Regions from separate parts of the Mus musculus genome. Here all the other regions are linked to region 1. A link is a loop called in an ENCODE intact Hi-C map of the cell type or tissue named here. Cell type or tissue: heart. All regions are shown on one strand.

The links. Peaks named below come from ENCODE experiments on the same cell type or tissue, not always from the same donor. Only the 100,000 strongest peaks of a DNase experiment are listed, where the experiment ranks them.
Region 2: it touches region 1 in a loop (11-fold over the local background); 27 of 42 quality-filtered maps call a loop at or near these places.
Region 3: it touches region 1 in a loop (6-fold over the local background); 33 of 42 quality-filtered maps call a loop at or near these places.

What each region holds. Positions count from the first base shown.
Region 1 is chr5:41,765,008-41,773,007 of GRCm38, forward strand. It overlaps Gm46910 (a long non-coding RNA gene), which reads left to right. Exons shown (of 2, transcript XR_001784850.2): 2 at 1-78. Among named protein-coding and RNA genes, the nearest start is that of Nkx3-2, 4.8 kb to the left of the region's middle. In heart, no CTCF peak of the experiment used is centred here; a DNase peak (open chromatin) is centred at 3,584; H3K4me3 peaks cover 1,301 bases; H3K27me3 peaks cover 3,552 bases.
Region 2 is chr5:41,047,679-41,055,678 of GRCm38, forward strand. No RefSeq gene overlaps it. Among named protein-coding and RNA genes, the nearest start is that of Gm35380, 570 kb to the right of the region's middle. In heart, a CTCF peak has its summit at 4,452 (motif pointing right); no DNase peak of the experiment used is centred here.
Region 3 is chr5:41,122,063-41,130,062 of GRCm38, forward strand. No RefSeq gene overlaps it. Among named protein-coding and RNA genes, the nearest start is that of Gm35380, 490 kb to the right of the region's middle. In heart, a CTCF peak has its summit at 3,181 (motif pointing right); no DNase peak of the experiment used is centred here.

The DNA of each region.
Region 1 (8,000 bases):
AGCTGTTTCTCTGCTAATGCTCTTTACTGAAGTAATCTGATAATTAAAATCACTCTACTAAGTACTCCTATCATTTTACGTTTGATTGGATTGGATTTCTGTAGACGACTTAAAAAGCTAGGTTGAAAAATATTAGTTAAGCACCAAGTGGGGCGAGGAATTGGAAAGCATTTGGGTAGAGAATTTTTGGAGCTGGGTATTCGTCTCCTTGGGCAATCAACTCTGAATTTAATTGGATTTGTTCAATTTGTTTTACATCAAGAAGAAAACATAAAAATGCTTTTAATTTGTTCTTTAAATATTCTGTTTCTTGTGAGTTGAGAAGGAGTAGATAAGTTTGAAAGAGACTAGCTGGGAGTTACACAATAGTGAGATCCAGAACTGAGATTTAATGCCCTTAAAAATAAGAACCAAGTTATTTTACTCACTAGAAGGAAGTAAATACAAAATATAAACATTGTGGTTATGTCAAAACATATGTTGCCTATTTACTAAACATCTTTTTAATGACAAGTTTGTTCAAGTGACAAATCTTACTGACTGCTCCACAAATGTGACCCGAGGCTTGGTCCAATACACAAGCTTGAACCTCTGAACACATTTAAATAGTTGTGATGTTAATTTCAGAAGCTGAGGAGGCCACTTCATTGGTGTCATTAAAATAGGGAAGGCCTCCTGCAGCTGCTTCCCAGAGCTGATCCGCACTGCGGGGGAGAAATCGTTACCCAGTCAAAGTCGTCCGCCTCGCCTCGGGAGGAAGGTTAGAAACTTGTAGACTTCGTGGCTTGCAGTTGCCTGTTTTCCTGCCCTATGAAGATGCTGCAGGGTCCCTTGGGGTAAGGGATGGGCCTCTCTTGAAGGGGCTACAACTCTTCATAGTTCTTCACAATTGTGTAAGTTTTGAGGGAAAGATTTAAATTCGTTGTTAGTAGCTGGCAACTATAACAGCCAAGGGACTAACTTCTGGCTAGGACAAGGATCCAATGAAATGCTTAAGAGGTTTCAAAATGAGGCTCTCCACTCCCCCTTCAACATTTTCATGCTTTTATTAAAATCGATTTTCTCTTCTCTGCATCCCATGCTGGGTGTTGAGAATGTGTATAGCTATCTTGACTTAGGGGCTAGTGGAGGACGAGGGACAAAGCTTGATAGAAAAATGAGGTTACTCAGGTGCAGAGCATGTGTGTGATGGCCTGTGGACATGGGGCTCTCTCGGTGGGGACAAGAACCAGTGAGCTCTGGACATGCTGATGGACAAGAATATCCAAGAGTGTAATACCTGAGCGCTAGGGTTAGGTTTGGGTATCCATATGCTTATTTGAAGTAATGATTACTACTTATTTGGCAGAAATAACCGGTTTTGTTTTGTTTTGTTGTCTTTTTTATCTCAAATCACAAGTTGACAAGAGGTAAGTGGCAGACATTTTTGAAGCTCGGAAAACCACTTGTTCGGTCATTTTAAAAGTTGTTGGCATTGCTGGTTTTTGCATGAGAATAACGAAATGGTTTCAATCCGCCTCTCCAGGAGGCGCGGGGCGACGGAGTTTGCCAGAGGTTAGCAGATCGTTAGGTCTAGTGAGTGACCGGTGCAGGCAGGGCCAGAAGGAGATGTGTTTGGAAGAAGATAAACACTCGGTTCTGAGCTACGGAGAGAGGAAGCCCCTGAAAGAGTAAGAAGTGAGAAGAGATGAAAAGGCGTTGGGGGCTATGGCCGGATGCACTGAAGTACCTAGAGTACATCCTGAGTCAAGGTCAGCTCAAGAGGTCAGAGGAGGTCTGGAACTGCTCGGCTAGCATAGGCATACCCCCCCAACCCCCTTCGAGGACAACGTGGGTGATAGCCTCTAGGCTAAGCATCCAACTTCGGAAAACCCGTGACTGCTGACAACTGTGGCTCTTGGCCTGGCGCAGGCGCTGCTCTCCGGCCTGGACTGAGCAGGAGTCGAACGAGTTAGGGGTTCTGTTTTGCGACAAGATCTGTCATCATTCTGCGCCTGTCTTCGTGGCCGCACGCCCTTCTCACCTCCCAGGTTCCACACATTCATACATGTATTCCTCTTCTCTTCTCTTCTCTTCTCTTCTCTTCTCTTCTCTTCTCTTCTCTTCTCTTCTCTTCTCTTCTCTTCTCCCCCCAATCTGTTCCTTCTCCAGCTGCCTCCTCTTCAAGATCCTTGCGTGGGTCTAGCACCTCTTCTGCAGTCTGGTTCCCGTGCGCCCCCTACGAGCTGCGCCCTGGGTCCCCTAGGCAGCCTAGGCCTGGTGTTCTGCTGGGCGGCGACGCTTCTATCCTTCGCAGAGGCCATGCTTTTGGAATGGCAAAGCCGCGAAAGATGCTGTGGGATGAGAGAACCCACAGCTTCAGTCTTTCGTGGCAAGCTTCTGCGCACACGCAGGCATTTCTTGGGCGCTCAAGTCAGTAAGGGAATCTTCCCCAGAGGTCAAGCTGCGACGCTTGGATGTCACCAGCACCTCTCCTGACCTGGAGAGCAGAGGTTGTCTTCTCTTCCCCTTCCCCGCACTGCCCCTAGCTCTCCGGTGCTGGGCACAGGCGGAGCTCAGCTCTACCCCAGCAGGCCACATACTGCAGACACTGTGACCTGGACTGAGGAAGTCACTTGTTCTCTCCGTTCCTTTAAAACCAGGCGTACAGCGGGGCTCTCCGCTGGCTGTAAAGCTGCGGGAGCAAGCGAGGAGAGGATGAGTTTGCTGGCTCACTGGAGCTGAATAGTCGCTCTGGGGATTGTCGGTTCTCATCTGCAGGCGCCCCCCGGGGGATCTACAAGCAGACACAGTACATCAAGGGTCAAGCCAGTTTCCCCAGTGCTCTAGTCAGTCGGCCCCTAGCAGGGGTTTTTACGCACAGCGTTCTGGTTTATCAGACTGAAGCGAGACACTTCACCAACGCAGGCCAAAGTACCGCTAACACACCAAAAACCCGAAGGTTTTTTGCTTTATTAAAAAAACAGACCTCCCAGGGCTGTGATGAGTTGAAAATCATTCTTGCTTTACAGAGACCAAGCAGATTCAAGGCTGTCAGTGGGTGGCTAAATCAGTATTCAAAATTGTCTGTAACCAACCAAACCGAATTTCTCACCCAACGGAATTTCTCACCCTAGCTTGTTCTCGCCAACCTTGTCTTTGCTCGTTAAGTGTTTCCTTAGAATTTTCTGTTTATTTATTCATTTTAAAAGATTCCAGTTTCTCTTAACCCGGGAGAAACCAAAGAAAGCACGCAAACCTAATGATGTCTTCTGTTCTGGACATTAGACAATGCACGAGCGAACTCAGGCCTGCGAGTTGAAACCAAACCTAGTAAAGAAAAGAGAACTATTTTTTTTTTTAATTTTGGTTTCTGTCTTAATATAAGTAAGCAACGAACTCTAGTTATACCTAGGAAGGAACAACTAGATGGTAGAAGCCATTGGGTTCAGAGAAAAACAAAAACAAAGAAACAAAAAACCGTGTTCTCAAGATGCAAAGAAAATGCCACGGAAAACACTTTCCTTTGGAGCGTAGCTTTCGCGCACGTATGAAAAAGAAACCAAACCACCCACAGCACGCACGGTGGAGGACGAGCGCCACCTAGCGAGCCCTCTTCCTGAATGTGCAACATACCCACGCACCTGATTTAAGGGAGAGCCCCACAGGGTGAAAACAATGGTTTGTTCTCAATTTCGCGTTTCTTCCGTTTCTCTGTCGTCCAGTAGTAGAGACATTCCATTTTAAGGTGATGCGGGACTTGTCAGCATCCTTCCCCCTATCAATGTTCAGTTCAGTAGTGGGCATGAGGAAAGGATTGGAAAAGAGCTAGAGAAGGTGTTGGATTCAATTGTCCTAGAGGCTGATTTACTAGAGAGAACTGGACCTGGTCCATCCGTTATTGCCCCGTGCAGGCTCTTCGTACTGTTCAGTATGGCTTGCCCTATGATGATTAAGGTACAAACACCTGAGAGTTGATTTGACACAGTAGGAATACTTTTGAAAATATCTTGTTTTGGTCTCTCTGTCTGTCTGTCTGTCTGTCTGTCTGTCTCTGAGAGACAGGGTCTCCTCCGTCCCAGGCTGTCACTCATAACCATCACCAGATTTAATGACTTTACCATCTACCATAAAACCTGAAATTCTGTCTACGTCCGACACTAACACGTGCCTCCTTCCTTCCCCATCTTTTGCCAAAACACCATTCTATCATCTCCACGAATTTGATAATGAGGACCAGGCCAGTCCCTCGGGAATGCCTCTGCCTCTCCAGGGTTGGTATTGAAGGTGTGCAGCACCACACCTGGTTCCCTTGGACACTTAGTTGTTTGTACCTCTCAGTAATTCTGAGACATGAAATCAATGCATATGCATAATTTGATGATTCACATAATAATACTAGGAAGACCTATTTATGCATAGAAAAAATCACACATGTAGATATTTCTTTCAGATCTTGCTTACAGTTCTTTAGAATACAGAGTCAGGATTTGGGGACTCTGTAATTATTTTATTTTTAACTTTTAAGGAACCTCCATCTCATTTTGTCATAATGTCCACACCATTTTACATTTCTACCTACAGAGCACAAGTATTCTAATTTTTCATCTCGTTACCAACTTCTGTTGTTTTCTGTCTTTGTGATAGAAGCTGTTCATTAGAGCATGCAGTGGCACAGTGCTGTTGGATTGCTTCACATTTCTTTAAGGACAGCTGATGGACTTATCGGCCATATGTCTATCTTCTAGGAGAAATATCTATTTGAGTTGTTTGCTTGTTTTAGAACTGGACTGTTATCTGGTAGCTGAATTTGAGAAGTTCTTTATACTTTGTAGATATTGGTTACTTATAAAAAGGACAGTTTGAAAACATGTTCTCCCATCCCATCTGTCAGTATTCTGACAGGACTCAGTGGGTTGGATGGAGGTGAGAAAAAGGACATAATCCAGGTGTGTTCCGGATCTGGTCTCAAGAGCAGATCCGGACTTGTGCTGACAAAGTTATCAGTTTTCGATGGATTCCATCTCACATACTGTTTAGAGAGTCAGACCCCAAATACTGACACCACGTCAAATGGGTGACTTCCCTAGTCAGTCTTCTATTGCTGTGAAGAGACACCATAACCAGGACAAATCTTACGAAAGAAAACATTTCATTTGGGGCTTTCTTACAGTTGCAGAGTTTTAGTCCATCTTTATCGTGATGAGGAGCATGGGGCCACACTGGCTGACACGGCTGGAGAAGTAGCTGACGGTTCTACATATGGCTCCACAGGTAACGGGAAGAAAGGGCCACTTTCTTCATGGTCTGGCTTGGGGTTGTGAAACCTCAGAGCCTGCCCCCAGTGACACACTTTGTAAACAAGACTATACCCCCTAATCCTTTCAAATAGTGCCACTCCCTCTGCATTTAAGTACATGGACTCATCAGTTTGAGGGAGAATCCCTCCTGCCACCTGGCCTCACACTTGCTGAAAGAATGAAAATAAAGAGCATTTCATATGTCTAAAGACCTTGAGTAGTGTACTGGCTAGTTTTGTGTCAACTTGACACAGCTGGAGTTATCACAGAGAAAGGAGCTTCCGTTGAGGAAAGGCCTCCATGAGATCCAGCTGTAAGGCATTTTCTCAATTAGTGATCGAGGAGGGAGGGCCCCTTGTGGGTGGGACCATCTCAGGGCTGGTAGTCTTGGGTTCTATAAGAGAGCGGGCTGAGCAAGCCAGGTGAGGCAAGCCAGTAAGGAACATCCCTCCATGGCCTCTGCATCAACTCCTGCTTCCTGACCTGCTTGAGTTCCAGTCCTGATTTCCTTGGTGATGAACAGCAGTATGGAAGTGTAAGCTGAATAAACCCTTTCCTCCCCAACTGCTTCTTGGTCATGATGTTTTGTCCAGGAATAGAAACCCTGACTAAGACAAGTAGCATCTACTTAAGTACTCAGTAGGTGCCAGCCTGCCTGTTATGATTCCCTTAAACAGTTTTCCTCCATATGAAGAACCTAGACTTAAAATCACACACACACACACACACACACACACACACACGCACACACACACACGCTGAACTACCAAGGCTTCAGTTTCAGCCTTAAAGTATTGTCAAGACAACATCAAATCAATGGATCAATAGTTTCAGTTTTTTTTTTAATATTTCTCACAGTACTGGGAATTGAACATTGGGCCCTATGGATGCCAATCAATCACTTTACCACTGATCTATCACCCCCAGAACTCACATGTGCACTTCTTTATATTTGTGTATGTGTGCAGGTCACAAAACAAGAAGGTACACAGAGATCGTAAAACAGATAGGAAGTAGAGAATGAGATGGAGAATATGTAGTAAGAAAGCAGACAGGGATGGAGGAAGGGAGGAGATGGAAGAACAAGTAACTGGGAGAATGAAAAGGAAGCTCCCTGTAAGAGGAAGAAGTGAGCAGACACATGGGTGGAATTAACTATAGTAAGCTTGTGAGAGATCTCACAGGAGCACCAGAGAATCAATGTTGTGTAACAAACTGGCGAGCAAACGACAGGACAGTGCCTTGCAGGTCTATAGACTTGGTTTTGGTGTCACTGACAGCTTGAGAACACTCCACAACCATCCTCTAAGTTCCCATCTCTCTGGACATCCTCCTTCTTCGTACTCTCATCCCCGGTGTTCATGTTCCAACAATGCTCCTTGATTTTCCCCAAAGGCCTAACCCACCAATCTGCCACAATAGGTCCTGTTCCTTGGGCTGGCATGTCTTTCAAAGGCTCATTCTGGGTTCCACAGGTCTGTGGTCACAAATCTCAGACAACCTTAAATCCCTGGGAGTTCCTGTTCTTATTAGTAATGGTCTAACTTTGGGAGGCCAACTGTTTCCCCCACCTCGGTCTTACCCAGGTGGACTGTAACTGTAAGTAGGCAGGCGCGTAGGTGAGTGCTCGCTGTTCACGATTTCTATCGCAGATGCCCCCTCTACTTTGTACAGATGTACAGTACTTCCCTAGTCTTTCCTTTCTGCTCTTTCTTGTCTGAATGGCGATGTGTAGGACTATCTCATCTCCCCTGCATATTTAACCTTTTCTCTTGGAAAGAAGGAAAGCCATGGCTTCAGAATGGTTTCCTCCTCTGCACATCACGAGAATTATGTTTTCAATTGAATTGACTCATTCAGGAAAGTTTTCCCTCCATGATAATAAACCACGATGCTTACATCAAAAGGGTGGTTTTTTTTTCCATTTTTTATTAGGTATTTAGCTCATTTACATTTCCAATGCTATACCAAAAGTCCCCCATATCCACCCACCCCCACTACCCTGCCCACCCACTCCCCCTTTTTGGCCCTGGCGTTCCCCTGTTCTGGGGCATATAAAGTTTGCAAGCCCAATGGGCCTCTCTTTCCAGTGATGGCCGACTAGGCCATCTTTTGATATATATGCAGCTAGAGTCAAGAGCTCCGGGGTACTGGTTAGTTCATAATGTTGTTCCACCTATAGGGTTGCAGATCCCTTTAGCTCCTTGGCTACTTTCTCTAGCTCCTCCATTGGGAGCCCTATGATCCATCCATTAGCTGACTGTGAGCATCCACTTCTGTGTTTGCTAGGCCCCAGCATAGTCTCACAAGAGACAGCTACATCTGGGTCCTTTCAATAAAATCTTGCTAGTGTATGCAATGGTGTCAGTGTTTGGATGCTGATTATGGGGTGGATCCCTGGATATGGCAGTCTCTACATGGTCCATCCTTTCGTCTCAGCTCCAAACTTTGTCTCTGTAACTCCTTCCATGGGTGTTTTGTTCCCAAATCTAAGGAGGGGCATAGTGTCCACACTTCAGTCTTCATTCTTCTTGAGTTTCATGTGTTTAGCAAATTATATCTTATATCTTGGGTATCCTAGGTTTGGGGCTAATATCCACTTATCAGTGAGTACATATTGTGTGAGTTTCTTTGTGAATGTGTTACCTCACTCAGGATGATGCCCTCCAGGTCCATCCATTTGGCTAGGAATTTCATAAATTCATTCTTTTTAATAGCTGA
Region 2 (8,000 bases), 720 kb before region 1:
CCCAGTTTGAGATATGGCCAGTGATGGTAAGAAAGCATGGTAACAAGTGACTCCCTTCTACAAGGAAGGGACATTCTCAGACCTGCATACTCTAGAAACAGAACTGGCTTTGTCCACTTTCCTTTCTCGCCATGCTCAGTCCCTAGCCTATGGTGTCACACATTTTTAAGATGGATCCTCTCTCCTCACTTAAACCCCTCTAGAAATGTACTTACAGAATCAGCCAGGTAGGTGTCTCCTTGTTGATTCCAAATCTGGGTGATTGACTATGAAGATGAACCATTACAAGTGCAGCAACATACAATAGTATAGGAAATCATACATATACTACATGTATCTAAATTATATACTGTATATGCTATGCATATTTAGTATTCTACATACAATGTTTTATGTTAATTTATTAAAAAGTTTATAATTGCCCAAATGTGAAGTCCCAAACTTACTTTGCCACGGCTGCTCTAAAGGATCAATCACATTGGACTATACCGTGGAAATGGCCAACTCACATGCTATCACTGTCAAGTGTGATTTAAAGAAATTAGTCATTATAGGTCTTATCTAAGCCACCATTAAAAGCACACATGAGTGTATGTATAATAAAGATATATTACCATGTGTATATTTTAACTGAATTCAATTTATAACATACAAGTCTCTGTCTCTTTGTGTGTTGTCTCTGTCTCACATACATTCTATTCTATTCTCTCTCTCTCTCTCTCTCTCTCTCTCTCTCTCACACACACACACACACACACACACACACACACGCACACACACACATACACACACACACACCTGTAATCTTCAATAAAATTTAACTTTAGGGAAAGTAATTTCACTATGCCATGGTGATATTTCCCTAGCTTCTTAGCTATTTTCTGTTTAAAAGCCAAGTGCTATGAAGCAATCTCAAAAATTCAGCTGAGCAGTTGCCTTGGCTCCTGGCAATGCCCTTGTTCCCTCCCCTTCCCCACAGCACTTTCCAGCTGTCTCCGGAGGAGATGGAGCACTGAACCTTGGGTAATGCTCTGCTGAGCTTTGGGATGATCTCATTAGTTACAAGCCATGTGCAGTAAAGTGCTAACCAGGCAGGCTGGGGAGCAATGGCTGGAGGGTGATAAAACAGTCATTAAGTCAGCTCACCTGCATGGCCTCATACATTTGTGGATCCCTGGGATGAATGCATATACACTAGGCTGAAATAGTGGGAGAGTTGGTACTGCAGTGGGGAATATCCCAGAATCCCTTCTACACAAACCCCTTAATTTTTGGGGTGTTCCTGGGATAAGGTGGAAGGGAGGTGTGTTGTATGTCACATACAGCCAGCTGCCCTGAGGAGAATGGATATTCTCAAGCTGACAGAGACATTAAGCAGGAAAGGATGGGAGTCAGAGCAGCCCAGGACTGTCTTATGTCTAAGAAAAGAAAGAAAGGCAAAGGGAAAAAGGAGGTACAGGGGGGGGGGAGAAGTATACATCTCCAAATGTCCAAGTTTTCAGTGGCATTCAGCAATTCTCCCTTCAATACCTTGACCCAAGAAAGCACTCTTTTTAACATGCTGAATATACTTATAAATGAGAAGAGGAAGATTAAAGACTACAACTTGAGTCTCTAGGGGGAGATAAGAAATGCTGTTGTTTGCTAACTAAACCTACTTTAGGCTCAACAGCTGTTATAGATTGTCATCTCATAAATTGATTATAATTGCAGAAAAGTGATCAGTGTTGGATCATTCTTGCATCTAAGACACACCAAGCACCAACACTTTGGCAGAAGTGATTCTGTGCACTTAAGGGCAATTTAGACACTTGTTACTAAACTTTGTTCTAGGAACCAGAAGAAGCATCTACATTTCCCACCACACTGAATACAACATTGCGTTTCCACAAAAAAAATTTGTAAGTTGCAGAAGCCAACAGACTCAGTCTCCTGCTGTTTTGACTTCTGCCTCTGAGCAGAGTCCCTGAGCGCTCAGTTCCTGGCACAAAGGTGACCATCAAAGCTTGAGTCTGCAAGCTTCCATTTGATTCTCAGTTTTTCTTCATCTGAAGACATTGGAGAAAGCTCTTTACCCTGAGGTTTCCTGGAGGCATGTATGAAATGATATTTATATGCCAAATCTAAGACTAGCAGGCTCACATTAAATAGCTCATGGTTTCAATGCCTTTCCAAAATGTATATGTTGAAAAATTCTTCATGAAAGTAATGCTGAGATAGGGGAGCCATAAAGTTCTGTGCTCAGAAATGCACTAATGCCATTATCAGAGCAATTGGTCAGTTATGGTAGAAGGTAATCCCAATACAATGGTAAGTTCAGCCCTCTTCCCTACTCTTCATTGTCCACTCAGTCTTTGGAGGATACAGAACTCTGAGGTCAGATGCAAAACAACAGGAATAAATGTGTTCTTTTGTCCTTTATTTATTTATTTATTTATTTATTCACTTTTTGGCCTGATTACATCTCTTTATCTTCTTATCTTCCCAGTCCCCCTCACACAACCTTCTCCCACCCTGACCCCTTTCTCCTCTGATAAGGGGGAGGTTCCCCCTGGATACCAAGTCACTACAGAACTTGGCAATCCTCTCCTACAGAGGTCAGACAAGGCAGAACAGTTAGAGGAGTCAGATCCAGAGGCAAGCAACAGAGTCAGAGAGAGCTCCTACTCCAATTATTAGGGTACCCATGAAAAGACCAAGCTTAACATCTGCTACATATGTGTGGGTTTCTTAGGTCCAAACCATGTATGCTCTTAGGTTTGTGGTCAGTCTCTGAGAGCCTAAAAAGGTTACAGGTTAGTTGACTTTGTTTGTCTTCTTGTGGAATCCCTATCTCCTTAGTATCCCTCAATTCTTCCCCCAACTCTTTCACAAGATTCTCTGAGCTCCATTTAATGTTTGGCTGTGGGTCTCTGCATCCGTTTCAGTCAGCAGCTATGAGGAACCTTTCAGAAAACAGTTATGCTGGGCCCCTAGCAGCAAGCATAACAGTATCATTAACAGTGCCATGGATTGGTTCGTGCCCATGGGATGGTCTCAGGTTGGTCATCCCAGTCTCTGCTCCATGTTTGTCCCTGCAGTTGTATGCAGGACAAATTCTGGGTTGAAGGTTATGTGGGTGAGTTGGTGTCATTATCCCTCCAGTGGGAGTCCTGTCTGGCTCCTGGAGGTGGCCACTTAAGGTTCTATATCCCCCACTGCTGGAAGCTAGAGTCACCCTCATAGACTTCCTGAAAAATTCCCCAGTGCAGGTCTTTGGCAAGTTCTAGAGATCTCTCCCCAAGTCCTCTATCACCTCCAATTTCTGTTCACTTTCCAAGCTGTCTGTCCATGGCTCTCCCTACATCTGATCCTCTCCTCATTACACTACCCATCTCCCCTTCTGACAAGTCAATTCCCTTTATTTGCCTCCAACGACTATTTTATTTCCTTTTTCTGAGTGAGATTCAAACATCCTCACTTTGGCCATCATTATTTAGCTTATTTGGGTCTGTGAATTATAGGGTGGGTGTCCTGTACTTTATGGCAAATATCCACTTATAAGTGAGGACATGCCATTCATGTCCTTTTGGGTCTGGGTTGCTTTACTCAGGATGACATTTTCTAGTTCCATTCGTTTGCCTGCACGTTTCATTCTGGCAAGGATGCAAAGCAACAGTAACACTTCTCCACTTCCTGTGTGAGGGCCAACTTGTACAACCACTCTGGAAATCAATCTCAGAAAAGTGGGAATAGTTCTACCTCAAGACCCGGGTATACTAATCCTGGGCACATACTCAAAAGATGTTCCAGCATACTACAAGGACACTTGTCAACTATGGTCATAGAAGCTTTATTCATAATAGCCAGAATCTGGAAACAACCAAATAATGTCCCCCAACTGAAGAGTGGATAAAGAGAAACTACTTAGCTATTAAAAATGAGGGTATGACATTTTCTTTCATAACTCCCCAGCCTACCGTGTGTTGCAAAGTCCAAAATCATTCTGTCCCTGCCTGTGCACTGAAGTTGGAGAAAACCTCTGACTTATCAAAAAGATTCAACCTGGGGCACATCCTCAGCATCTTGAAAGGCATGGTCTGGACAATGGTACTTACAGCAGGACACAAACCATCTACATAGTAACAGTTTACCTCTGTTCTCTTCCTATGTGGGCAGATCCAGTCAATAGCCCATTTGTTCACTAGTTACTCACTGCCTGCATGTGACAGCCGTTGTGTTGGGCATTATAGTTTTGTGAACCACATATAGACAAGCATAATCACATATATGCACAGCAGGTGTATACACATAAACACCTATTTTAAAACGGGGCAAATAGTCACACGTTTATAAATGAATTACATGTAAAGTATTTTTATTTGAAGCAGTTTAGTTACCACCAAGGAGACCTAAATTTGAAAGTCTAGAATCAGCTGTTTGAGTACTTGAATATAGAAACATTAAAATCGACCAGCAGAGGGCAGAACATCCCAACAAAATGCACCATGCAGCCCCCAGGTCTTGCAGTTCTCCTCTGATGTTATTGTCTTGGTTTTGGTACTTGAGATCTTGGGAAATTCTTGAAAGACCTCCAGATCTGTTTGGTCCTCAGAGTCTCCTACCTCCATCTCTAAGGAAAAATTATATGCATTTGGGAGTTCATCGTCAACATAGTCACATATGAGTGCTATATACTTTCTGCTTGCTGCAATGTGTATAAGGTGACTTACTCAACATCTTAAGCATCCAGTTTTCTCTATTTAAAGTAAGGGTAACATTGATGTTCATGTTGCTCTGTTAATTAAAAATAATCACTTGGTAGGTTTAACAGGCAATGAGTCTGCTTGTAGATCAGTCCAATTGTCCCTATGCCCCAAATTGAGTCATTGCTGTTGTAACTCATTTGTTGTCCCTTTCCTTCTATCAATGAGCCTGTACACAAACTGACTATCTACAGAAGTAGCTGGCTAATTAATTCTTAGAAGGATAAGAAAGGATGTGGCATTTAGAGAAATCCTTTGATATGCTAGGCTCTGTCCTAATAATCCATGTATAGGTATTATCACACTAAGTCTTGAGATAGGTACTGCACTTAGAGAAAAAACAAAACAAAACAAAACTAAACTAAATATTTTAAAAGAAAACTTATTTGGCCAAAGAAAGAAATCTAATCAGCAACACAAAATAGGAATCAGTGACAGACATAAGAAAGATCCTTTTCCTGTCCCATCTCTAAGATGATAGCCAAGGCAGAAACAGCTTTTTAACAGAACAAACTACTCCAAATACTTATCTGTTACCTTCAAAACTTTCCACTGATAGATTAATGAGATGTGACAATTATCTCTTTGGTAATTACTGAATTGCTGCTGTTTGCTTTGTTACATGTTGAGTTTTCAAAAATAATGCACATGTGCCCTTTATTCTCAGATGTTAAATATACTGGGATAAAATTATCAACAATTAGCATGCAGAAGTGTGAACAAAACAAAATACACCCATCTATGAGTGGAGAATAGCATCTGTGTATGAGATGCTGTTCATTCATGTGAAATAGTCTGAGGACTGCCACAGGAAGTCTGGGCTCAGGTCCTCATGCTCTGACACATTTAGATCCACTGTGGTAAGTCAACCACTGCATCATACTGTCTTCAGCATTGCCTGACCCTGCAGCTATTGATAGAGACCTCCTCTAAAAGACAACCTCTGGAAGAGATTCCCTATGGCCTGACTCATACTATCACAGAGCTACCCTGGTCTCTAAAGCCCCATTCTCCCATCTCTCTTTTCTTAGCTTTTAGACTTAAACCCCCACTGCCCTTCTGCCTCATCTGCATTTCCTCCCATTCTTAGCTTTCAAGCCAAGCCCTTCATAGTGTCCTTCCTCGATGGACCTGGCCTACTATAGAGGCAAGGTGGCCTAAATTCCTTGGTACAATCAGATAAGCTGCTTCAGATCATATGTGAAGTTAGACTGAAGGAAGTTAGTACTGATGTAAACCCACAGCAGTAGCTAGCTGCTCTGTATATGGCAGGTTCCTTCATTCCTCACTTTCAGCTCTGTGAACACTCTTAGGGATACAGTGCTGCTCAGTATATGCCTCCCGTGGAGGGAAATGTTCAATCACAATATTTGGCACAGCATCCTTTGAGCCAGCATGAATTCTGTATGTCCTCTTTATCTAATTTGTCTTTCTTACCTTCAAGACCTTTATTATGGCCACAAGTGGGTCCATGGATTAAGGCCTTTCTTCTGTTTAGTCTTCTGTTTAGTCTGTGATTGGATCAGATCTGCCACACATTTCAGAACTGCCACAATGAACTTCCGAGTACACAATCAACCCGGGTGTCTATTTCCAAGGGAAGTAGCCCGGCACCAAGTTCCAGCTGGGAAAAGCGATCGGAGGCAGTGTCTGCATGTGATGAGCAACCTTCAGTTGACAAAGAGCTAGACCTACTGTAACAGGCAGAGCCTTGATGAGGTAGGACATGTAAATCCTGTTCTCACAGGGTGGGTGCTGACCAATCCATTCTCACAATCAGAAATCTGAAACAGGAAAGAGACCATTAGCGAACTGGCAGCAGGTACCAAAATATAAAATTGTAAAGTAAGTCATGAAGGCTGCAGGTGCACTGGAGTTGTAAGAGGGCTGCATTTACTAGTAAGAAGAAACCATGGACAAACAAAAGACCTGCTTAGGCAGAAATTTTAAGATGGCTAAGTGGTTAATAAGGTGGACCAGAAATCATGTGCCAAGGTTTAGATTCCAGACTCATTCTCACTAGCTTTGTGACCTTGGCAAGCCATAAACCTCTCTACACCAATTTCCTCCTCTATAAAAAGAAGAAAGAGCTAGCTTTACTTCAATATATTCTGATTGGCCCAGGCCAGTCAACAAATTCCATGTACCAGCACACCATGATCAGAGAGTGAACAGCTGAATCTGCTGCTAGCTGGGAAAAAGGCATTTTGAGTTTTTGGGAGAGGAATTGTTATCCTTCCCCCAACTTTGGGACCCAAAGTGGCATACCATCATTCAATACCATGAAGTCCACCAGTATAGGTAGCAGATAGCCATACAAAAGTGAGTCCTGTGTGAAGCATACCAGAAGCTGGCTCTACACCAGAGCATTTCTGTTATATGAATTGGCATAAGAATGTGTGTGTTTGTGTGTGTGTGTGTCTGTGTGTGTGTGTATGTATGTATATGTCTACGTGTGTGACTCTCTCTCTCTCTCTCTCTGTGTGTGTGTGTGTGTGTGTGTGTGTCTGTCTGTCTGTCTGTCTTTGTGTGTGTGTTAATGTCTGTGTGGGTTTTGGTTTTCTGTTTTTGAAAACCTTTTTCAACATATGAAGCCAATTTATAGAGTCACTGTGGAGTCCAAAGGCCTTCTTTGATGAGCACATGACCAGTTCCAGACTTTTAGAAATGGTGTCTGTCCTTCTACATACCTTAACATTATTTCCAGAATTTCAACAATACTTAAAACATGATGGAGGAAATTATCCTACCTGTCATGTTTAAGAGATTTATTTATCTCAATACTCTTGTCTACTCAAAAATTTTCCTATGATAATACCTGCAGGGAGGTCAAAGCAAACAAACAAAACTTAAAAATGTCCATACTCGAACCCAGCACAGGATATTTGAACTGATTTAAAATGAGCCTTTGAAATTGAAATATATTTTTTTATTCTATGGGTAAATAAGTGGTTTGCCTGTGTACTACTTGCATACATGGTGCCCACAGAGATCAGAAGATGTCTGATAGACTAAAACTGGAGTTATAAATGGTTGTGAACCATAATGTGGTTGCTAGGAGTTAAACCTGTATCTTCTGGATACAGCTAGTGCTCTTAACTCCTAAGTCCTCTCTCCAGCTCAGAGACTCTGCGTTTCTCTTTTATTTTCTCCTCTCCCCCTCCCCCTCCCCCTCCCCCTCCCCTTTTCCACCTCCCCCTCCCCCTCCCCTTTTCCACCTCCCCCTCCCCCTCCCCTTTTCCCCCTCCCCTCCTC
Region 3 (8,000 bases), 640 kb before region 1:
CCTGAAAGGAAAGTCATGTTCCCAAGGTCACAGAAAGGAGTTAGAATTCCCAGTCGGAGACCTCACACTCAGCCACGTCTTTGCCTCTCTAAGTCAAGCATGAGCTTGTGACAGGAAAGAATCTGGAAACTGTGGGAACTGTGCGTGTCTCAGGTACTCTGCAAGGCTTCAGCCAAATGCTGAGCTCCATTTGCTGGAGTGTAAGTAGATAGGTCACAGCTTCGGTGAGACCTTAGCTCAATCCCCAAGTTTTATTCTATAGTCTTGCTTCTTTTTCCTGCCTCCATTTCCTCCCTTAGGAAGCAAAGATAATATTACCTCCTTAAAGCAAAACATGGCAAACACTAAGGAAGATACAACAGGGCTGATCGCAAAGTGGGGGGACTCCCAAAATAATTTTCCTTCATATAAATCCCCTGAATCTGTATCCCCAATATTTCAACAGTTGTTGCCTAAAGAATTTTTTATACAAAGCAGAGAAAAATAGCATTAATGATGCTTTGCCCAAAAGAATGAACGGGAAAAATATTAAAAAGCAATCTCATAACTGACTAAGACATCTAGTTCAAAGGTAGGTAGACTGTCTCCCCATCCCTGCAACTCAAGCCACATGTGCACATTCTCAACCATCCACTTCCCACACTCCCAAAGAAAAGCATTACAGAGAAACGTTAATGGTTTTTAAAGGCATAAGGACATAAGAGGAGCGCATAGGGCAACAATAAGAAACTGGAAAGCAGATGCCCAAGCTGTGATAACTAACTTAGCAGACTCACACAAATGGCTCCTCACACAGGCAGTGAGGACAGCTGAGAAGCAGCTCCACAAAATCCACCAAGGCTAGGCAACTGGTCATAGCCTGTAACAGTTGGTGTTGGTGACAGAGAGGAAACATTCCCCTTACTCACAGGAAGAATGAAACGGGAGTGTCGGCCTGGAAAAGGCAACTAGAGTCTCTGTATAAGTGCTAGCGGTATGATTATGCATATGTCTGGATGTTGTAGGGAAGCCTGGGAGACAAACAGAAGTCTCCACACTCCCTGATGAGCTGAGCTGCTGGACCTGGCAGCCTTTGTCCTATGTGCTCTGGTAGCCAGTCATATGCAACAGATTAGAAAGAATCTTCTAAAGATCAGAAGGGAGATGCTCAATTCCAAGAAGAAATCCTAAAAGGTATTGATTTGGGGGGATTCATCAAAGAAAGACTCAGGGATGGCCCTACAGTGTAAATTTCATAATTTACTGTTGAATACAAACTATTATTCTCCTAAAGAAACATGTCAATAAAATGACTCCTGATGACATACTGCTACACCCATAGATCAGTACAGGGTTCCACTTTTGTGAGGGAAATGTCTTGTAGAAGGTGATTATTAACACAGACCCACAGCTGTACAATGTGCAGAGAATAAGAGGCTTTGGGGCGCTCGGTACTAAATAGATGTCATTATCAAAGTCATTCACTCAAGGCTCTGAGATCTATGTGAAAGAGGAGGCAGAAAGATTGTATGAAACAGAGGTGGTGGATGACACCAAGGGAACAGCATCATTCAAACATAACAAGACATATATATTATTTGCAAGGGCAGGCTCCTTGTCCAGTAGTAGCTGTCCAACACAAAACAGACCTCCAACTTTTTATGTGATTTTTGTTTTTGTATTGTTTTGTGGCTTTTTTGTCCTTATTTGTTTGCTTGTTTTCATCTTCATGTTGCATTCTTTTTGAGAGAGAGAAAAGTTATGAATTCTGGATGGATCAAGAGGTAGGGAGGCTATAAGAGGAGTTGGGGCAGAGGAAAGAGTGTGATCAAAATATACAGTATGAAAAAAAAATAAGAACTAAAATAAAGGAAAACCCACAAGGTGCAGCTTAAGCATCTCATCAAATGTCAACGCACAGATTTAGAAATCTGTCACCATACAGTGTCCCCTCCAGAAGGTGCATGCAGAATGAAGGCAAAAAGAAAGGGAGAAAATGGAAGCAGAGGAGGAAGCAGAGAAGAAACAAACCTAAGAGATTGAGACTTGACCAGGCTGCCATTAGTAATGGAATTCCTATAGGATGTGCAGAGCAAGAAGGCCAGTGCTTAGAGAGAAAGAACACAGCAGATACCGTGCTGAGCTGCAGGTGAGGGACATAACAAAGGGTTGCTCTAAGGACTTGTGCATACAACTTTACCAATTATCTAATTGTAGATAATTAGGGGATTTTTATCATTGGTGAAAAATACAGGCTTGACTTAATCGTAAATGTACCAAGAATACATCAGCAAAAGAAGACAAACCATTGGCTTCTTAGGTAAGATCCTCCAGGAAAGTGAACCTAAGAGTGGCATTTGCATCATAACCATAGGCTGTCCACCTAAACAAAACACTGATTATGTATAGGAAGATGATTAAGCCATACAAAAAGAGAAAAGGGCTCCATCTATGTGTGGAAGGCAAAGCAAGGCATCTGAAACAGAAGCATGGAGAGAGCAATTGAGTCACGTGGAAACATGGAGGCAAACAAAAGAGTGAAGCTATCAGTTATTTTTCACTCTAAAATTTAAGTGAAGCAAATCTGTAGAATTTTACACACCTGGGACAACCACGTGGTCCTTGACAATTAAATGAATCTGGCTTTTTTTTTTTTTTTTTTTTTTTTTTGTAAAAGTAAAACTTAAAAAACAAACAAAAAATAAACCAAAAAAACTAAAGGACCAAACAAAAAACCTCAAGGTGTTGTGGCTGGGACTTTTGCTTAGCTGGTAGAGTCTTGTCTGGTGTGCACAAACCTTGAATCTGATCCCCGACATCTCATGAAGCAGGCATGGTATCCCATGCCTGTAGATCTCATCCAAACTTGAACACGTGGCATGACATGATGAGTTGAAAGCCATACTGAGCTACATGAGACCCTGTCTCAAAACTCAAACAAACCTTTTTGTATCTATGAGCTGTCATACAACCTACCAAGTTCCAATCTCCTTATTTTTCTCCTTTAGCATCATTGCACTTGATACCTTATTTCTGAATTCCTTCTAATATGCGTTACATTTAAGTCACCAATATTAAAGTTAGTAAATGATGTGGGGCAACTCTTCGAATTCTCTTGTTCTAGGTGTATGTTTGCTCCCACATATTTAAATTATTTTAATAGACGTACTCATGAAAAGCAAGTTATTCAAGTCACCACTAGAGGGAAATGTTGGTCTTCTTACTGTCATAGAGGAGCTGGAAAATAACTTTTGAGGAGGCTAAAGTCTATTGTCATTACTATTTGGTCGTACATTGATATTGGTTACATAATATGAGTTTTGCCACTTGCCACAGATAATCCTCAAGTTTTATCAGAACGCTAAAGGAACCTGCTGTGGTTTCTTTCTGTTCCTGGTGCCTCAGAGGACTGCCTCCCTAGATGTTAGCTGACTAAATAAAGTTCTTCTAATTTACCTAAAACCCACATTGGGTTCTGAGGAAGATAACCATATCTTAGTCATATAGCTTAGGAAAATATCACAAAAGCTTTCACTGTCCATTTGGTCTCTCTCAATAATGTAGCTTGATTCAGCCAAATGCCTAATTCTTCCTAATTGTCTCCCTCATTTTGTAACGCAGTTTCAACCCATAAAACTCAGTCCTTTCTGTGACTACCTGGGCAGGCTCCTTAGCCCACTGCATTGTATCATTGTGTGAGCCGATGTGCTGTCTCACAGAACACCTGGAGTTTGTATCCTTTATAGCTCTGGGTCCAGCCAATGCCTCATCTTTCCCTATATGGAACTGTGAGCTGCTTTAGTTCATCAGTTCTCAAATACTGGGCCAGAGTGAGGTAGGGCTTCTGCTCAGAGATAATAGCCATGTTCAAAGAGAATGGTAAGTTTCTGTCACAATACTGAATACCTGTTCCTAGGAGAAAAATCAAGGTCTGTGAAGATCAAGAAGATTTTATTTCTTCCTGTCAGAGGGTCCAGATCTAAATGGTCCATGGATCCCAGGTGCTGCCCCTCTAATCCATCTTCCTCATATTTTATTTGAATATTGTGTTGATTTTTGGTAATATCATGAAGTTTAATGTCCTAAAGCTGCAGTTAAGATGCAGAATAGATGCAATAAGAACACAGAGGAAGGCCATCTATGTCAGAAAGTAGATCTTCATGGTCACACTTTTTTTTTTTTTTTTTTTTTTTTGTCTAACTTACCCTTGGTGTCACTGATTTATTCATTGTCACTCAAGGTTTGTTATTGAGATGGTTCTTCAAACATAGTCATGGAGTATATAAACTTCAAGGGTTGTCTTGTTTCACTCAGCCTGTGTTGATATTCATCCAAGTTGTTGAATGTATCATCAGCTCATTCTTTTTTATTGCTGAAAAATATTCCATTGTATGGATGTACCACAGTTTGTTTATCCATTCATCCTTTGAAAGATATTTGAGCTGTATTGTTTTAGACAATCATAAATAGAGCTGCTATAAAACATTCCCCCCTCTCTCCCTCTCTCTCCCCCCCCCTCTCTCTCTCTCTCTGTGTGTGTGTGTGTGTGTGTGTGTGTGTGTGTGTGCGTGCATACAGAAGTTTGCAGGACTCCAGAATAAATACTGAAGAATAGGCTTTCCAGGTCATCTGAGAACTGTGTGTTATCAAATTTGCTATCATATTTTCCACAGTAGCTACATCTTTCTCCATATCCATGAGCAACACGTACAATGTTCAATTGTTCTGGATACTTAGCACAGTTAACTCTTATCCTATTAAAGTGCTAACCCAGTTTTCTCTAGTGCTTTGAAATACTGAGAGCCTGCATTCTCCTATATAGAGATATGTTTTGTTTTGTTTCTTAATTTGTTTTCAACAATTATGTACAGGTAGAGAATGTATGATGATCATATTCTTCATTAACCTCTCTGATCATCTCCCATTCTTGTTGGCTTCTGTCATTTTAATAAGTATTTACGGTGCTACCTCATGACTTTTTGTGTGTAAGCCTTGTGCAAGCAACCATAGCTGCTGTGTGTTTACAATTTTGACAGCCATGCTGTATCCAGAAAACAGTGATTCTGTGTACTCCTTGCTCTCCTTCCCATGACTCTTACAGTCTTTTCATGTTTTCTTCTGTGATGTCCCATGAATCTTGGAAGAGGTAGTATGCATATGTCTAAAGCATACTACTTAAAATTACTTCTCTCTCCACCTCACCAGTTGTGAGATTTTCATAAACTAACCCCTCTGCAAAAAGAAGCTTCACTCAGCAGGATGACAGTAGCACTAATCTATAGATATAAATATAAATATTTAATATGGAATTTAGTTGCATGTGTACTTAGTAGATCTTCAGTAGTTAATTGCCCTTTATGGCTAGTGACCTCCATAGCTATTGGCTTATGATCAGGTTTACAGTATCAAGTATGTACTCTCTTCAGCAAAGAAGGCCTTAATTCCAACTGAGAAGTGATCGTTGCAAATGTTTGCAAAACTCTAGAATAAGCACATGTACTCATAGTATAGGAAAGTACTATGCAGGCCTATATGAGAGAAGAGCAAACAGTTTCCCAAAGTTGTGAGTCTTATGTGCCCTATCAGTGAAGATATCTTTAGTAGTATAATAATAATATGAAGGCTTGAACATAACCAACCACTTTCTAATATATAGTATCCATTTGTGCATTCCTTGACCTTCTTGTATTCTCTTTGATAAAAAGGACTGCAACTCTATTAGAGTTACCGGTTTCAGCTCATTGAACTAGAGTTACAGATTCTTGTGAGCCACCATGGAGGTGTTGGAAATCCACACTAGATCCTCTAGAAGCACAGCAATTTCCCTTAACTGCTGATAACCCATGGGGTGAATGTTGAGAGTGGTTTCTAAGTAATTTCATCCAAATTACAGAATTTATAGGTTCAGAGTTGTTCATAGCATCTGCTACAATTTTTAAAATATTTTTATGTTAGAATCTCTCATCTGTTTCAAATATTAAATTATATCTTATCTCAGTTTGACTTTTTTTTCCCACTTTGCTCCTTCCTCAGCAAAGAAAGGGGAATAAAATTAAATTGACCTTAGATGATACAGAAAGGATTTTTTATGCATTATTTTGTCTAAAATATCATCTAGAATTTCACTGATTTCTGTGTTTATTTCTATTATTTCAGTCTTATAATCTATTTATGTGTATTTTGCCTCTGTGATTTCTTAGGTGAAAAACATTATTTATTCAGAAAACTTTTCTAGTATAAATGGTGTTAATTATTCACCAAAAACTGCTTTGACTGTTTCTCAAATTATTTTTACTTCTGTTACATTTATTTTGATCAATATAGTTCCTTGGGTTTTCCTCTTTATCAAAGGAAATTAAATTATCGTGTGATGGAGATGTCTTTATTGTTAGATCCACTGAGAATTATTTAGTTGAGCCAAGATATAGAATCAACTGGAGTAATGATGAACCAAGAAATCATGTTATTCATATGCACAGTTAAAGGAGAAAACTATTCTGTACCATCCAGGATTTGAAATTATATGGCAAAGCTGTAGTAACATTAAAAGCATAGTAATAACAAGAAGACAAACACATTAATAGAACAGAATTGAGAACACACATGTAAGCTTACTCTCCTACAGAAAGCTTATTTTTAAAAAGATGCCTACAATATACATTAGAGAACATACAATTTATCCATCAAATAGTTCTGTAAAGTGAACTGGTACATGTAGAAGGATGAAACCAGGTCGTCATTTCTCTTCCCACACAAAATTCAACCCCAAATGGCTAATCTCAACCTAATCTCCAGTGAACTGAATATGATAGAGGATAAATTAAAGAATACATGAGTTTATAGGCACAAAAAAGACTTTATGAACATGATGCCAATAGTGAAGGCATGAAGACCAACAATTAATAAACAGGACCTCATGAAACTAAAAATGTTTCTGTACAGCAAAGAGCAACATCAGTCAGGAGCAGAGGCAGCCTACAGAGTGGGAAAATATGTTTACCAACTATATTTGATGAAGAATTAGTAGCCATAATATACAAAAATACTAAATATCATGAAAACAACACATTAACACACATAGGCATGAAAGTATACAGAGTTCTAAAAAATATGAAACACTACGGCAGAGAAACACGTTTTGTTTTTATTTTTTTTAAGCTTTATTTATTTAATTTGTATTGTCTTCAGACACACCAGAAGAGGGCATCAGATCCCATTACAGATGGCTGTGAGCCACCAAGTGGTTGCTGAGAATTGAACGTGGGACCTCAGGAAGAGCAGCCAGTGCCCTTAACCACCGAGTCATCTCTCCAGCCCAAAAAACATCTATAGCTATCACAGAAATCTAAAAGTGAAAGTACTTTGAGATTTCATCTTAACTCAGGCTGAATGGTTAAGATCCATAACACAAAAGATGAAAAATGCTTGCTTGGAAGTGGAGAAAGGGGAACCCTTAGTCATTGCTAGTGGGAATACAAATTGAAGTAGGCACTATAGAAATCAGAGAGAAGGTTCTTCAAAAAGCTGTTAATAAATCCACCTCATGGTTTAGCTGTACCACTACTGGGCATATATCCAAAGAATGCCATATCGTATTTTATAGATACTTACTCATCCATGTTCATTGCTTTTCTATTCACAATAGCTGGAAAATGGAAACCACCTAGAGTCCCATCAACTGATTAATGGATAATAAAAATGTGATACATTTGCACAATTGAGAATTATTCAGCTCTTACAAGAAAAAAATGGTGAATTTCTTTTTGTAAATGAATGGAGCTGGAAGCAATCATTTTGAATGATGTCATCTTATTTGTGGATGTTAGATTTGAAATTTCAAATACTTACATTCTGTTTGGAATAACCACAAGGCCAAGAAATTAATAATGGACAACAGTGATGGGAGATTCAAAGTGGAGATAGAAGGGGATGATAAAGACTGTTAATTGGGAATAAGAGTACGAGAAAGGTTAAATGGGAGAGAAGCATGAGAGACAAAAACAGAGTAAGTAATATGGGGA